Linked DNA regions of Homo sapiens: region 1 is linked to region 2. Evidence: read pairs that join two places in POLR2A ChIA-PET (ENCODE). Cell type or tissue: Caco-2. All regions are shown on one strand. Each heading gives the region's core, and the rest is flanking DNA. Links, peaks and the distances in the headings are about the cores only. Region 1 holds the start of LOC124902438 (a long non-coding RNA gene). Region 2 overlaps REEP3 (receptor accessory protein 3).

Region 1 (8,338 bases), core at 1,381-6,380, 85 kb before region 2:
TAACCCCTAGGTAATTCTATGCATTCTCAGCTTTGGGATTCTGTTTTTGACTTGTGCCAGAATCTAGGGAAAGTCCGAGATCTGGGTTGGGTTTAGGCCCTGGGAGAATGCCCTGCATGGTCCTGGTCACCAAGTAGAACCTGCCCTACCACGAGAAGGCATTTGGTAAAGTCAAGACCGTGCATTTAGGTTAAATGGGGGACTTTTCTGGAGGAGGAAGATTTAAGAGCATATAAACTAGGTTGATTCTGAGATCCTGAAAAACTGGGTTTGGGAAGGACTGGCTAAACACAGAGTAGCTTCAAGGACAACAGAACTTGTAGGTAGGTATTCAATGAATTGACAATGGTGGGGATAAAGAAGCGCCCAGTTTCTGAGGTTGAGTTTTGGAAATGGTCAGGTGGAGCAGATGAGGGCCTTTGGACTTCTTCGGCACATGCTGCAAGTGCTGCTCCTTAAACAGGCTGGGCTGGGCAGAGAGGGAACAGCTGGTGAATCCTGAACCCTTTTTGCTGAGATTATGGGAGGTGGGGTGTGGAAGGAGGGCAGACAAACTGTAAGAAACACTGTCACGGCTATTAGAAACTTTTTTAGAATAGAGAGAAAAGTACCTACCAGACAATTAGAAAACAGAGCTATTACACACATTACAGGAGGGAGGAGTGAAAGCAAAATGGATGCATCACAAAGTTTTGTGACATCCACAACTCACAAAAATTAATGGGCATCTGTGGGTTAAACACCGAGAAGAAATTCAGATATCCAAACAAAATTAAGACTATGAATCTTGGGCTGGAAAGTAAGAATATGGAAAGAAAGCAGAATGTATATGTATATGGAGGACTATCTCCAAAATGTCAACTGTCTAACCCTAAAAAGTTATTTCACAGTTGCAGAAGAAATCATTTTGCTTAACTGGAAACATTTATTAGCTGCAAAATGCACAAGCCCCTGTGAGCTCTTCAAACATATGATCAGAAAGTGAGCTATCTGCCCGGCACGGTGGCTCAGGCCTGTAATCCCAGCACTTTGGGAGGCCGAGGCAGGCGGATCACAAGGTCAGGAGATCGAGACCATCCTGGCTAACATGGTGAAACCCCGTCTCTACTAAAAATAGAAAAAATTAGCTGGGCGTGGTGGTGGGCGCCTGTAGTCCCAGCTACTCGGGAGGCTGAGGCAGGAGAATGGTGTGAGCCCAGAAGGTGGAGCTTGCAGTAAGCCGAGATTGCGCCACTGCACTCCAGCCTGGGCAACAGAGCAAGACTCTGTCTCAAAAAAAAAAAAGAAAGAAAAGAAAAGAAAGTGAGCTATCTTTGGAAGTATAACATCATGCCCTACATGATATGGGGCTAAGGTCAACATCAGAGGTCTAAGTGTGGCTTAGTTGAATGTGCTCAGGATCTTGTGTGCATTCTGTTCAGATACCAGCATTTTATCTTGATATTCTAGGACAAGGAATTCCAAACAATGTTATTCACCATTAATTTTTGTGAGTTGCAGATGTTTCAAAACTTTCTGATGTGTGCATTTTGCTTTCACTCCTCTCCTTCCCTTTCTCTTCTTCCTCCTATCTGGTATGTAAAAGTTCTGATTTATAATTATCTGGCATGTACTTTTCTTTTACTTGTAATAATCTTCCGAAAGCCATGACAGCATTTTAAAGCTTACACTGAGGGAGGCTATCTAAATGTGAAACAGATGAAAATATATATCTTGGGCAAAATAACTTGCAGATATGAGAAAGAAAATTAGAGTAGGCATATGTTTGTGGTTGAGAAAGTGTATCTGTCCAAATATATGGTAGAGGATTAGTATGGAGACTGGACCTCTGCAGAGAAGGGTATTGTCTAGTTGTGATATAAGCAACTGAGAATTCTGGGATAACCCTCAACCTCTTTGGCTGACAAATCATCTTCAGCTAGATGCTTGGAGTTAGAAACAATTGATGCCAGGTGGGTAAAAGAGAAAGTTGATTCCATTTACTTTACCACCTCATTTATTTCTGGGGCAAGACAAGTAAAAACAGCACATATGTCTTACCATCAAATGATTATTGCTTTTCATTTGTTTGCAAGGGTATTGGTATTGAAAACTCAAAATCTAAGTGTGAGCAGCCCTTTATACAAGAAATTAATGTAAACCATAGATTAGAACCAGTGTAGAAAATATTAATATTATCTTTCATATAAAAAACAAGAAAACCATGAAAAAAGTAGTTGTAGAGACCCCCAACCATGAGATCTTACATTAAAGTGAAAAACAGTCCTACTATTTTGAGTCAATTATATGGTTACTTACAAAGCTTTGGTCTATAACAGCCTTTCATATAAAGCATTTTTATTTTTTCTCTATGAAGATTTTCATTTTACATTTGTCATCTAATGCATTGTATTGATAGTTATTTAAAAGCTGATATATTTTTTTCCTAAGATAGAGTAGTGAGTCATCTTCATGCAAATAGCAGAGCCCTCCTTGGCTAGAACTGCTGCGTTCTAAGTCATAATGTGCATTTCGACCTCTAACCACTTTTGGAGAGTGACCAAATCAAGACAAAAAAATCTGATCTTGCTAAAGACCACATAGGAAGTCCTTGGCAAAGTCAGATGAGAAAAAAGAGTTCATGAACTCCCAGTACCAGCATTTTAACCACTGCCTTTGTCCCTTGTTTTGGGAACCCCATTAAAATAAAAAAGTAGAAAATTCTGGAATTTTGGTTGCTGTTTTCCATGACCAATTTAACGGAGTGGTGGAAAGAGTTCTGCACTAAGAGTCAGAGATTGTTTTTCAAAAATAACCAACTTTATGTAACGGAAACTTTCAATGAACCCTTTTGACCCATCTCTCAGCTTCAAGAATCTTACTTATAACCTATCTCATTTTATCTATATTCCACTGAATTTTTTTATCCTATATAATTTTAAGGCAAATACCACACATCATACCATATCATTTCCTCCATAAATATTTCAGGATATACCTCTAAAAGATGAATCTCAAAAAAAAACCCATAATACCATTATTATATCTAAAACATTTGATAATAATTACTTAATGCCATCAAATATCTATTGTTCAAAATTCCAACTGGCTCATAAATATAATTTTTTTTTGAGATAAGATTTCACTCTGTCACCCAGGCTGGAGTGCAGTGATGTGATCATGGCTTACTACAGCCTCAACCTCCTGGGCCCAAGCCTTCCTCCTATCTCAGTTTCCCAAGTAGCTGGAACTACATGTACATGCTACCACACCTGGCTAATTTTTAATTTTGTTTTTGTAGAGACAAAGTCTTACTATGTTGCTCAGGCTGGTCTCGAACTCCTGGGCTCAAGCAGTCCTCCCACTTCGGCCTCCCAAAGTACTGGGATTACAGGCATGAGCCATCGCAGCCAGCAAATATAATAATTTTTAAATTTGTTTGAATCAAGATCCAAGTAAAGTCTACTTGTTGTGATTCATCACGTTTCTTAGTTCTTTCTAAATTTCTGGGCTTTCCCTCCATCTCTTCTTTTTTTTCTTTCCTTTTTTTTTTTTTTTTTTTTCCTTTTTTGAGACAAGATCTCACACTCTGTCACCCAGGCTGAAGTGAAGTGGTGCAATCATGGCTAACTGCATTCTTGAACTCCTGGGCTCAAGCAATCCTCCCACCTCAGACTCCTGAGAAACTGGGACTACAGGATCACACCACCGCGCCTGGCCCTCTTTTTTTCCTGTGTAATTTATTTGTTGAAGGAGCAGGTCATATGTCCTCTAGAAACATACTGGCTTTTGCTGATAGCAACTTTGTGGTATTCTTTAGCACATTCTTCAAGTCTCTGTTCTTAAATTGGTAACTGAATCTAAGACGTTTGAAGGGATTCAGATTTGGTTGTCTTTGGCGAGGGTACTTGATGGATGTGGTGTGATTTCATCAGGAGGCCCTAATGTCTGTTTATCTCTTGTTGTATTATGTCAGCAGATGTTGGTGCTTAATTTCTAAATGCATTAATTTGTTAAGGATTGTGAAATGGTGACATTATAATTCTATTAGTCTTTCTTTTATCAGCTAGAATAAAAAGAAAGTTCCCCTTGCCTGCTATATAGCTCCCAGGAGTACAGTTCAAAAGCAAAGGCAGGATAAATGCTTACATCTTCCTTTTTATTAACAGCTTTCCAAATAATAAGTTGGTTTTCTAGTACCCTACCATGATGAACAACGAGCCGTTGTTGTGTTTTAGTAACATTATGAACTAACAGAGTTAAACATATTTTGTATGTTTCAATCTATTGTAGTTATCATCTTTACTGATACTCAAATCATCCTGAGAGACTGGACTAGCCGGATTTCCTAGGCCGACTAAGAATCCCTAAGCCTAGCTAGGAAGGTGACTGCATTCACCTTTAAACACGGGGCTTGCAACTTAGCTCACACCCGACCAATCAGCTAGTAAAGAGAGCTCACTAAAATGCTAATTAGGCAAAAACAGGAGGTAAAGAAATAGCCAATCATCTATAGCCTGAGAGCACAGCGGGAGGGACAATGATCAGGATATAAACCCAGGCATTCCAGCTGGCAACCGCTACCCTCTTTGGGTCCCCTCCCTTTGTATGGGAGCTCTGTTTTCACTCTATTAAATCTTGCCACTGCACACTCTTCTGCTCACGGTGTTTGTTACTGCAGGAGCTGAGCTTTTGCTCGCCATCCACCACTGCTGTTCGCTGCCGTCACAGACCTGCCACTGACTTCCACCCCTCTGGATCCCGCAGGGTGTCCGCTGCGCTCCTGATCCAGTGAGGCACCCATTGCCGCTCCAGATCAGGCTAGAGGTTTGCCACTGTTCCTGCATGGCTAAGTGCCCAGGTTCATCCTAATCAAGCTGAACACTAGTTGCTAGGTTCCACGGTTCTCTTCCGTGACCCACGGCTTCTAATAGAGCTATAACACTCACCGCATGGCCCAAGATTTCATTCCTTGGAATCTGCGAGGCCAAGAACCCCAGGTCAGAGAACAAGAGGCTTGCCACCATCCCATTTTGGAAGCGGCCCGCCGCCATCTTGGAAGCTCTCGGAGCAAGGACTGGCCCCCACCTCCCCCCGCCCCTCCCCCCGCCCCTCCCAACAATCCCAGTAGGATGTAGTAAAATGTTACTACTTCATACTGTTTACTTTAAATTCAAATTTATGACTCTAGAGAAACGGAATCAATAGAATGTATGTTTATAGAGGTGTGTGTATGTGTGTGTGTATGTGTGTGTGTATATTTGTCCTTAGGGTACATTCATTATAATATATAAAAGATTACTAGATTATAAAGTGACATGGAATAGTTCCTCTCCGTGTGATCATGAGACCAATTAGATACACATTTTGATTTATTTTATTTTTTATTTTAGGGAAAAATTTTTTAAAAAGTGATTTTGTTTTATAATTATATAACATTTTTCATGGTTCTTAATGTCGAACCTATACATTTAGATTTTTATAAATTTAGATTTAGGCCGGGAGTGGTGGCTCACGCCTGTAATCCTAACACTTTAGGAGGCCGAGGCAGGTGATCACTTGAGGCCAGGAGTTTGAGACCCGAGACCAGCCTCGCCAACATGGAGAAACTCTGTCTCTATTAAAATACAAAAATTAGCCAGGCATGGCGGCACATGCCTGTAATCCCAGCTACTTGGGAGGCTGAAGCACGAGAATCTCTTGAACCCAGGAGGCAGAGGTTGCAGTGAGCCGACATCGTGCTACTGCACTGCAGTCTAGGCGACAAAATAAGGTTCTGTCTCCAAAAAAAAAAAAAAAGAAAGAAATTGGAAGATGTGATTATGGAGGCAGGCAAGTTCCAAGATCTGCAGGGTGAGTCTGCACGCTACAGACCTAGGAGAGCCAAAGATGCAGTTCCAATCAGAAGGCAGGAAAAAAGCCGATGTCCTAGTTCAAAGTATGCCAGGCAGGAAGAATTCTCTATTATTCAGGGAAGGGTCTACCTTTTTGTTCTGGCCTTCAACTAACTGGATGAGACCCACTCACATTAAGGAAGGCAAGCTGATTTACTCAGTCTACTGATTTTAATGTTAATCTCATTAAAAAAAAAACCCTCACAGAAACACCCAGAATAATGTTTGGCCAAATATCTGGGCACCCTGTCACTCAGTTGACACGTAAAATTAACTGTCACAATAACCATAGGGTTTTTAATTAACCTTTCTTTCTTTTATTTATTTATTTATTTTTGAGATGGAGTTTCGTCTTTCACCCAGGCTGGAGTGAAGTGGCGCGATCTCAGCTCACTGCAACCTCCACATCCTGGTTTCAAATGATTCTCCTGCCTCAGCCTCCCGAGTAGCTGGGATTACAGGCGTGCGCCACCATGCCTGGCTAAATTTTGTATTTTTAGTAGAGATGGGGTTTCACCATGTTGGCCAGGATGGTCTCAAACACCTGACTTCAGGTGATCTGCCCACCTCAGCCTCCCAAAGTGCTGTTATTACAGGTGTAAGCCATTACGCCTGGCCAGTTATGTGATCTTTTGAGTCTGTCATTCTTGATGTTATTGAGAAGTGAGATTCTGAGCATGGAAGGAAAGAAGATACAACAGTAATATAAGAAAGGTAATATAAGAAAGGAGATAATATAAGTAATATAAGAAAGGTGATACAACAGTAATATAAGAAAGGTTGTATCTCCTTTCCTTCCATGCTCAGAATCTCAGTTCTTAATAACATCAAGAATGACAGACTCAAAAGATCACATAAATGGCCAGGTGTGGTGGCTCACACCTGTAATCCCAGCACTTTGGGAGGCCGAGGCAAGCAGATCACCTGAGGTCAGGAGTTCATGACCAGCCTGGCCAACATGGCAAAACCCCGTCTCGACTAAAAATACAAAACATTAGCTGGGCATGGTGGCAAACACCTGTAGTTCCAGCTACTTGGGAGGCTAAGGTAGGAGAATCACTTGAGCCCAGGAGGTGGAGGCTGCAGTGAGAGCCGAGATCATGCCACTGCACTCCAGCCTGGGTGACAGAGCTAGACTCCATCTCAAAAAAAAAAAAAAAAAAAGTCACATACTCAGTTGCTTTATCTTACAGTGCACAGCTAACAGTCTCAGAATAATACCAACACTTTCACCAACACCATGACTCTATAAATGACTTAGTGATTTTTCTGATTTGAAGATCTTTTTGTCCTCAGGGCACAGTCCATTATTAATGTCCAAAAGATTACTATTTTATAAAGTCATTTGGAATAGCTCCTCTCTGTGTGATTATGAGACCAATTAGATACGCCTTTTGATTACTTATTTTATTTTTGATTTTAAGGAAATAATTTGTAAAACTTAATTTTGTTTTATAATTATATAAAATGTTTCATGGTTCTCAACATCAAACGTATAAAACTAGATATTTTCAAGCATGGTCTTGCTTCTATCCCTGATCCTTAAAGCTAATCATATTTTAATATAATCTGTTTATGTATCTGTATATGAATATAAAATCTCCTGGATATGTTCAATTGCTTAAAGTTTCTTTTTCAGGGAAACTTCCTGTAAGTATATTAGATCATTTTTGCCCTTCCTCTATATCTGTTTCTTTCTCTCATCTTTTTTATCTCTTCCTTCTATTTTTAAATTTTTCCTCCTCTCTAATTTTTTGATATTTATTTGTACTTACATTCTTTCAAAGTTTGGGCTTCATTAGCAAAATTATTTTTTTATTTTTATTTTATTTTATTTTATTTTTGAGACAAAGTCTCATTCTGTTGCCCAGGCTGGAGTGCAGCGGTGCGATCTTGGCTCACTGCAACCTCCACCTCCTGGATTCAAGTGACTCTCCTGCCTCAGCCTCCCAAGTAGCTGGGATTGCAGGCATGCGCCACCATGTCCAGCTAATTTTGTATTTTTAGTAGAGACAGGGTTTGTCCATGTTGGTCAGGCTGGTCTCGAACTCCCAACCTCAGGTGATCTGCCCGTCTCAGCCTCCCAAAGTGCTGGGATTACAGGCATGAGCCACTGTGCCCGGCATGCCCAGCTATTATTTGTAATTTTTTTTTATTTTTTATTTATTTATTAGTAGAGATGGGGTTTCACCATATTGGCCAGGCTGGTCTCGAAATCCTGACCTCATGATCCGCCTGCATCAGCCTCCCAAAGTGCTGGCATTACAGGTGTGAGTCACCACGCCCGGCCTCTTCTTGATGTTTTAATCCTTCCTGAGTTTGGTCAGCTCACTCTTAAGTTATTCTAATTCTAATCTGTGTAATTATTTCACATATTTTAATTTTTTCCTGAATTTAAAAAGTCATTTTGAAATATTCACTCACCTCTTTTACCTGCTTTGTGGGCATGTTTATTTGGTGTGCTC
Region 2 (8,338 bases), core at 1,773-6,772:
TCCTCTGATACAGATTTTTTTAGAGACAGTATAGAGTTGAAAAGATCTATTCCCGATTCACTAACTTATCCAATAATTTGGTTACTTCATAATGATTCCCCCCCCACTCCATCATTAAAAACAAAGAGGAACAAAATGTGAGAAATCAAATAGAAAAGCTCCCTGTTTTATCCAACCCAGATGGCTTGGTTACGGGATTTTTTCTCAGAGCTGTGCCAAGTTAGAGGCATGGTTGAAAAAAAGCTATTTGAAGTTAAATCCAAAGTGACTAGAGACTGTGGCTGAAAATAGTTTTTTTTTTTTTTTTTTTTAAAAAGATGGGGCATGTGTTGGGGGTGAATATGTTAGCTTAGGATTGATGTGAGCTCCCTCAACTTTGGGGTACTTCTCCCCCCATGCCCATCTAAGCAGGTTTTAACTGTCAGCACCTCCCCAGTACACCAATGACTTGGGAGTTCTACTTTCAGATGCGGAACTGGCAGCAACATTGTTTACCTGCAGTTTCTAATTATCACTGCCAAATACCTCACAGAATATCCTGTTGCTCTGAAGGAGAAAGCCTCACATTATATAAATGTATCTGGTGTTACAGTGAGTTAAAATGGGGCCGACTGTATATAGAAATGGATACCTCTGTCGCAACATTGCACTGGTCTTCCCCAGTGCCCTTGAATCAGAGAAGCCTTATATATCTCAACCCTGACCTCAGTAGAGTCTAAGAAACTTGAGAGATGGGAAAGTACAGATATGTTAAAAAATTAGATGATAATTAATTTAAAAGAAGTGTTAAAGATGCAAAAATCAGGAACTGCTTAAGGGAACTGTTCCCAGGAGCAGAATTTAGGAAGGAATGACTTCTCAGTCCCAAAATAACTCTCTCCATCAACACTGGCTGAGAATTCATACTTCACTTTTTATATTATTTAAAGTTCTATTGATTTATTTGGGATAATAAGCATTTGTAAGAGACACAGTTCCCTTTTAACAGGACCACACAGAATTTCTCGGGATTTTAGCATGGGAAAAAAGACTATTCAAATATAGACTGGACTACACAGCCATCCTACTGGTTATCTTAGTTCCCATACCAAACTGTCATCCTACTTCCTTCTTTCTCTTGGTCTTGGTCCCACTTCTTAGGCACCTAGGCCTTATCTAACTTCACACAGTCGACTCCATCTGGCTCCTTCCACAAAGGACATTAACCGAGCCACCAAAAGAGATGCTTCATTCTCTAGGTGTCTGGCAAGGCTATGGCTGACTTAGTAAATGAAAAATTCCATTCTTTAGGGAACATAACAGCCCCTATATACTACTGTTGCTTTATAGTAGGTTTGACAGCATACTTTAAACATACAGTAAGTATTTAAATGTCAAGAACTGGCCCTTATAATAGTAGGACCACATGGTCTTCCTGAGAAAGCAAAGACTGATAGAAAAAAAACTCCGGGGGCCAGGCACCGTGGCTGACGCCTGTAGTCCCAGCACTTTGGGAGGCTGAGGTGGGCGGATCATGAGGTCAGGTGATCAACACCATCCTGGCTAACACAGTGAAACTCCGTCTCTACTAAAAATACAAAAAATTAGCTGGGTGTGGTGGTGGGCGCCTGTAGTCCCAGCTACTTGGGAGGCAGAGGCTGAGGCAGGAGAATGGCGTGAACCCGGGAGGCGGAGGTTGCAGTGAGCTGAGATCGTGCCACTGCACTCCAGCCTGGGTGGCAGAGCGAGACTCCATCTCAAAACAAAAAAGAAAAAAAACTCCAGGAAGACAAAATCTCCATCATGACCGAGAACAAACCTGTGTTATCAAATTACTTCTCTTCAAAGGCATGTGCAATCAACCACACAGAGAGAAAGTTCACATTTAGGTGAGTGGGAGATAGTGGGAGGGCAGCAAGTAACGGAGCACAGAATACAGGATACATGGGTAAAGAGGGGCTGCCTGAGTGCCACAGTGGAGGCCTAAGGAAACAGGTACACAGAGGCTGCAGAAAGCTATGAAAGAAGGGTGGGTGATTATAAAGGGACACTTCACTGACGGAGACATTTGGTCTAGAGCCAGCCACAAAAAATGGAAACTAGGAGGAAGTCCTACTCAATAGCCTTACTCCCCTAATTGTATCTTATAGTTAATTTTACTAAAATATTATTTTTCTATAATATATTCCAAGTTGTTAATCAATCAATTTACATAAGATGTTTCTAAAATCAACTATTCGTTTACATCAACATATATGTTTTTAAAAGCACACAGTGTAGTAAAGGTGTAGTGAAGGGTTGCCTGAGTGCCACAATAAAATAATATACTGCTTAATCAGTGGTTTTCAACTTGGCTGTGGATAGGAATCATGTGGTGATTACAAACAGTTATATAGATTCTGAGGCCTCATTATCACAAGGTGCAGAGAGAGGGCAGACAGATGTTTAAAAGTCAAGCTCCTCCAGTGGTTTTGATATGTAACCAGAGTTGAGGACATGCACAGAATCTTTGTGATGTGAACTGTGGTCTACAGACTAGCTGCACTGGCATCACCTGGAAGCCTGTTGGAAATGCAGAATCTGAAGCTCAGGCCAGAACTATTAAATCAGAATCTGCATTTTAGCAGAATCCCAGGGGACTGGCATGATCATTAAATTTTGAGAAGCACTGCAGTGAGAGGCTGTGCTGTGCATGTTCTGACAATATCAACTAGAGGAAGGTGGTGCCATTTCCGAAGAGAATGTAAGAGCCTTGGGTTTAGAGAAAAGACAAACTTGGTATTGTGAGATAATCTGTTCAGTGTAAACATTTAAAATGTACCCTTAGTTTCATAATACTGTTTGGGCACATCATCATTTAAAAGAAAAATACCAAAAAGCTAAAAAAAAAAAAAAGGAGCTGAACCTTTAGCATACTTCTCAGAGGCACTGTTCATAGCTAACAATTGAGCAGATAAAAGAATTTTTAAAAATACAATTTAAAAACTCTCTTCTAATAGCAAGAGTTTTTTTTTTTTTTAAATACAGGGTCTTGCTCTGTCACCCAGGCTAGAATGCAGTGGCACAATCATAGCTCACTGCAGCATGGAACTCTTGGGCTCAAGCGATCTTCCTCCCTCAGCCTCCTGAGTAGCTGGGACTATAGGCACATGCCACCACGCCCAGCTAATTTTTCCTTATTTTCTGTAGAGACAGAGTCTTGCTATGTTGCCCAGGTTAGTCTCAAACTCCTGGGCTCAAGCAATCCTCCTACCTCAGCCTCCCAAAGTGCTGGGATTACAGGCGTGAGTTGCCACACGTAGCCAAGAGACAAAATTTAAGGTAAATATTTGTATAATACATTTCAATGCATTTTAATTTTTTTATAGTTTTTCAAAAAAACTTTATCATTTTACATTTCCATTACATTTTGGGTGCTTTTAAAGTTATGACGTTTTGGAGAGTGATTTTATTTTATGTATTTAGCTACAATCTTCAGGAATAGCTCTAGCTTTTATATTTTTAGGAGGACCTTTCACGGTGTGATGGCAATCTGGTTGACAATCTGATTATTACAGCTGTAGTTGGTAAAGCACTATATTTTTAAAATTACATAATGGAAAGATGATGTACATGTCTGGGTATTCCAAAGACAGATCCCAGTATTGTGTGAAAGGGGAAATGTCATTGCATAAATAATATAATCTTTAGCTGAAAAGGAAAAAATAGGTCTATCTGATATTATTAGAAAATACTCTTTTTAATTTGTTTAGAGGCAGGGTCTCACTCTGTCCCCCAGGCTGGAGTGCAGTTGCATAATCCCAGCTCACTGCAGCCTCAGCCTCCTGGGCTCAGGTGATTCTCTTGTTTTAGTCTCCCAAGCAGCTGGCACTGTAGGCACATGTCTCTATGCCCGGCTATTTTTATTTTTTTTGTAGAGGTAGGGTCTTGCTATGTTACCCAGGCTGGTCTGCTGGGCTCAAATGATCCTCCTGCCTTGGCCTCCCAAAGTGCTGGGATTACGGGCATGAGCCATTGTGCCTGGCCCATTTTTTAATAAAAATTATAGGTAGTTTAATATTTTCTATGTCACTTAAATTTAGTACTGCTTGCTTAAACTCTTTTCTTGTTTTTCATTTTTTTCAGTCCTTTTCTATCTTACCCTATACCTTAGTTATTTCAAGTGTTTATCTTATTAAACTTATTCAAAGAAACTCCTAGATACACTAATTTACCTGATTTTGTTTTTATTTTTTGCTCTTATATTGCTTTATTCATGCTACATTTCTTACAGATTCTTTTGATTTTTCTTCCTTCCTTTTCAAAATAGTCTTTTAAAGCTATTATAGCTGGATGCAGTGGCTCACACCTGTAATTCCAGCACTCTGAGAAGCTGAAGTGGGAAGGTCACTTGAATCTAGGAGTTTGAGACCAGCCTAGGCAACATAGTGAGACCCCCGTCTCTAGAAAAAATTCAAAAATTAGATGGGCGTGGTGGCACACATCTGGAGTCCCAGCTACTGAGGAGGCTGAAGTTGGAGGATAGCTGAAGCCCAGGAGGTTGAGGCTGTGGTGAGTTTGACCACACCACTGCACTCCAGCCTGGGCGACAGAGCAATACCACCCCCCCACCTCAAAACAACAACAACAACAACAACAACGAAAACCAGCTATTATAGTCAAGAATATAAATTATGATATATATTACTATCATTTCAATTTTTTATAATTAGTTTATTACTACATTGTTGATTTCTCTTATAGTCAATGATTATTTCTCCTGTGTGGAAATTACTGGTATTTTCTTCAAAGTAGTGAGGCTATGTTTTCTGAAAAAGGGAAGGCAAACACTGGCTGCCTCTGAATTCAGGTCTCCCTGCAGTGAGGGTGGTAGCAGTTGAGTTTTCTGGTTATTGTAGCTTTTATGGTTTTAAACTATTCCATCACTAGGGATTAGGGTGGGGGTGGCTAGGCCTCCCTCCAACTTACTTCTTAGCAACATTTCCTTTAATGGAAACAACTGTTTCAGTCCCATTTAAAATGGTTTAAAAAATCCATTTCCATTGGCACTACAGTTGGTAACATTCTTCCTAGATTTTAGCAAAAGCCTGATTGCTTAGCCTCTTAGGTTTAAGTATTACTGTGAGAATTTCTTTTTCTATGTGTATGTTTTCCAAAGCATTTTCATTGGAAGCTAAAAGAGGACAGGCAGCTGTGAGTTGGCTAGCTACATCCTAGTGTGAACACTGTGGAAATGCTTTCAATTTACTTCAGAAGGGTCAAGAGTTCCTTGAATTCACATTCTAAAATTTTGGATGAAACTCTGTTAGGCATTTAATTTAAATCCCCCTATTATATAATCTTATTCAAATTTAATACTTACTTTCCTAAAGTTAGATCTGTTGTAATAATCCCCAGGTGATCAGAAATTGTTTTTAGAAAACACAATGAAGGGCCCGGTGTGGTGGCTCAGGACTGTAATCCCAGTACTTTGGGAGGTTGAAGTGGGGAGATCACTTGAGGTGAGGAGTTTGAGATCAGCCTGGCTAACATGGTGAAACCCCATCTCTACTAAGAATACAAAATTATCTGGGCGTGGTGGTGGGTGACCGTAAACCTAGCTACTCGGGAGGCTGAGGCAGGAGAACTGCTTGAACCAGGGAGACAGAGGTTGCAGTGAGCTGAGATGCGCCATTGCACTCTAGCCTGGGTGACAGAGAGAGACTCCATCTCCCCCCCCCCAAAAAAAAACACATAGTGAAGAATATAAAACACTTGATGATTATAACAGTACCAGTTACTTTACCAGTGAAGTGATATGCTGTATATATTACATATAAAATAGTAAACATGACATATGAAAAATTAGGTTTATAAAGAAATAATAACCTAATTTAAGTAAGCACACATGAATTCAGTGTATGTCAGCTACAATTAAATGTTAAAGTTATTTTCAAGCATTGAAAAAACGACAGTATGTATTACTTTATTTTTATTTTTATGTTTCGAGACAGGGTCTTGCTCTCTTGCCCATGGTGGAGTGCAGTGGCATGATCTTGGCTCACTGAAGCCTTGAACTGCTATGCTTGAGCGATCCTCCCACATCAACCTCTCAAGTGGCTGGGACTACAGGCGTGTACCATCACACCTGGATAATTTTTGTATTTTTTTGGTAGAGACGGGGTTTTACCAAGTTGCCCTGGCTGGTCTCAAACTCCTGGACTCAAGCGATTGATCCATCCACCTCGGCCTCCCAAAGTGCTGAGATATAGGTGTGAGCTACCATGCCCGGCCATATATTACTTTAAATCTATTTCCTAAGTGAACACATTTAAAAACCAATGTTAAGGGTATAATAAGTCTTACTTAATATTATAGAGTAAATCGGGTGGGCGCTGTGGCCCACGCCTGTAATCCCAGCACTTTGGGAGGCTGAGGCAGGCGGATCACGAGGTCAGGAGTTTGAGACCAGCCTGGCCAACATGGTGAAACCCCGTCTCTACTAAAAATACAAAAATTAGCTGGGTGTGGTGGCAGGTGCCTGTAATCCCAGCTACTCGGGAGGCTGAGGCAAGAGAATCGCTTGAACCTGCGAGGTGGAGGTTGCACTGAGCTGAGATCACACCATTGCACTCTAGCCTGGGTGACAGAGCAAGACTCCGACTTTAAATAAATAAATACATACATAAATACATACATACATACATACCACAGAGTAACTCAACTGCAAGTATCCCACTCACAAAGTCAATTTGGAAATTTGGGTAAAGATGGTAAACTGAATATACATATTCAGTTCCACTCCCTCTACAAATATTAAAACAACAGTAAAGTGATTTTTAAAGACAGCATAAGCTCAGAAGAATATAGAAGAGAACATAAGAATTTTGGAACCAGGAAGGAAATGGATGAGTAGTAACTGAGTTAGGAGACCTGAGAAAACTGAACAGCAAGCTGGCAGGGGGAAAAACTGAGAAGCAACTTAACTCTACACTGCAGAGCTCGCCAAAAGAAATGGTGGCAAAATTCCTGGTCAAAAGGGTTACAGAGGCTGGGTGCAGTGGTTCATGCCTAACAATCCTGGCAATTTCTGAGGCCCAGGTGGATGGATAGCTTGGACCCGGGAGCTCAAGAACAGCTTTTTTTTCCTACTTAAAAGGAAAAAAAAGAAAAAAAGAAAAAAGAAAAGAAAAATAGCCAGATGTGGTGCCATGTGCCTGTAGTCGCAGCTACTGGGGAGGCCAAGGAGGGAGGATCGCATGAACCCAGGAGGTGGAGCTTGCAGTGAGCTATGATGGCACCACTGCACTCCATCCTGGGCAACACAGCAAGACCCTGTCTAACAAAACAAAAAGGACAGGGGTGCTAAAGTTAGGAAGGATGGCTGTACATCTGCTTAAGGAGGAGAGAGACTCCAAGATACCTTCTCATTCCAGAAGCCTGTCAATGTCCCTCCTTCCCCAGGGAAACCCTTATGTTTATTCTCTGGAAAGGGGTGAATCAGAGGGTTTCTGGATTTGCAAATCTCCAGCACAACTGAGAGTGGGGCTAATAGGGATCGAGTAAAAGTTTATAAACTGAATGTTGAGCGCCCCCAAGCCTTATTCTCCTAGTAGGATGCTGGTAAACAAGTACCTTTCAGAATGGAAGAGTCTTCTCTGAAGAATCTGACTGGCACAAGAGAAAATACCTAAAGATATAGACATTGATAACTTTCCAAGAAATGGTTGTTATGGGTTGAATGGTGTTCCCAAAACAGATGTGTTAAGATCTGCTCTAGACTGAATTAGGTTTTCCCAAAATTCACAGGTTGAAGTTCTAACTTCAAATGTGTCTATATTTGGAGTTAGGGCCTTTATGGTGGTAATTAAGGTTAAATGAGGTCACAGGGTGAAGCCCTACTATAGGGCTGGTGTCTTTATATGAAAAGGAAAAAGAGGAATATTTCTCTCCATGTGCACACATCAGAAAGACCATGTGATGACATATGGGAGGGTGGCTGCCTTACAAGCCAGGAAAAGAGCCCTCACAGGAAACCAACCCTGGCAGCAACTTGATTTTGGACTTCCAGTCTCCAGAACTGTGAAAAAATAATTCCTGTTGTTCAAGTCAATCAGTCCATGGTTTTTGTTATGGCAACACAAGCTGACTAACACACAGTCCTAAACCCCAATCCCTCAGAACGTGACCTTATTTGGAAACAGGGTCATTGAAGATGTAGTTAAATGAAGTTATGTGACTGGTGTCTTTTTAAGATGAAGAGGCAAAATAGACACACAGAGACATGAGGGGCGAGTCCTATGTGACAATGGAGGTAGAGTGTGGAGGTAGACTGAAGTGCTGGCAACAATCAGCAGCTAGGAATTCACAAGGAATGATT

Evidence for each region. Peaks named below come from ENCODE experiments on the same cell type or tissue, not always from the same donor. Only the 100,000 strongest peaks of a DNase experiment are listed, where the experiment ranks them.
Region 1: POLR2A ChIA-PET joins it to region 2 with 6 read pairs; 2 of 35 experiments call an interaction of 5 or more read pairs at or near these places.

The regions. Positions count from the first base shown.
Region 1 is chr10:63,661,363-63,669,700 of GRCh38, reverse strand. All of the region lies in intron 2 of LOC107984238 (a long non-coding RNA gene), which reads left to right. LOC124902438 (a long non-coding RNA gene) reads right to left here and starts at 5,068. Exons shown (of 2, transcript XR_007062157.1): 1 at 4,929-5,068. In Caco-2, for the core only: no CTCF peak of the experiment used is centred there; DNase peaks (open chromatin) are centred at 3,660, 4,450 and 5,010; H3K4me3 peaks cover 816 bases.
Region 2 is chr10:63,576,404-63,584,741 of GRCh38, reverse strand. All of the region lies in intron 2 of REEP3 (receptor accessory protein 3), which reads right to left. Among named protein-coding and RNA genes, the nearest start is that of REEP3, 59 kb to the right of the region's middle. In Caco-2, for the core only: no CTCF peak of the experiment used is centred there; no DNase peak of the experiment used is centred there.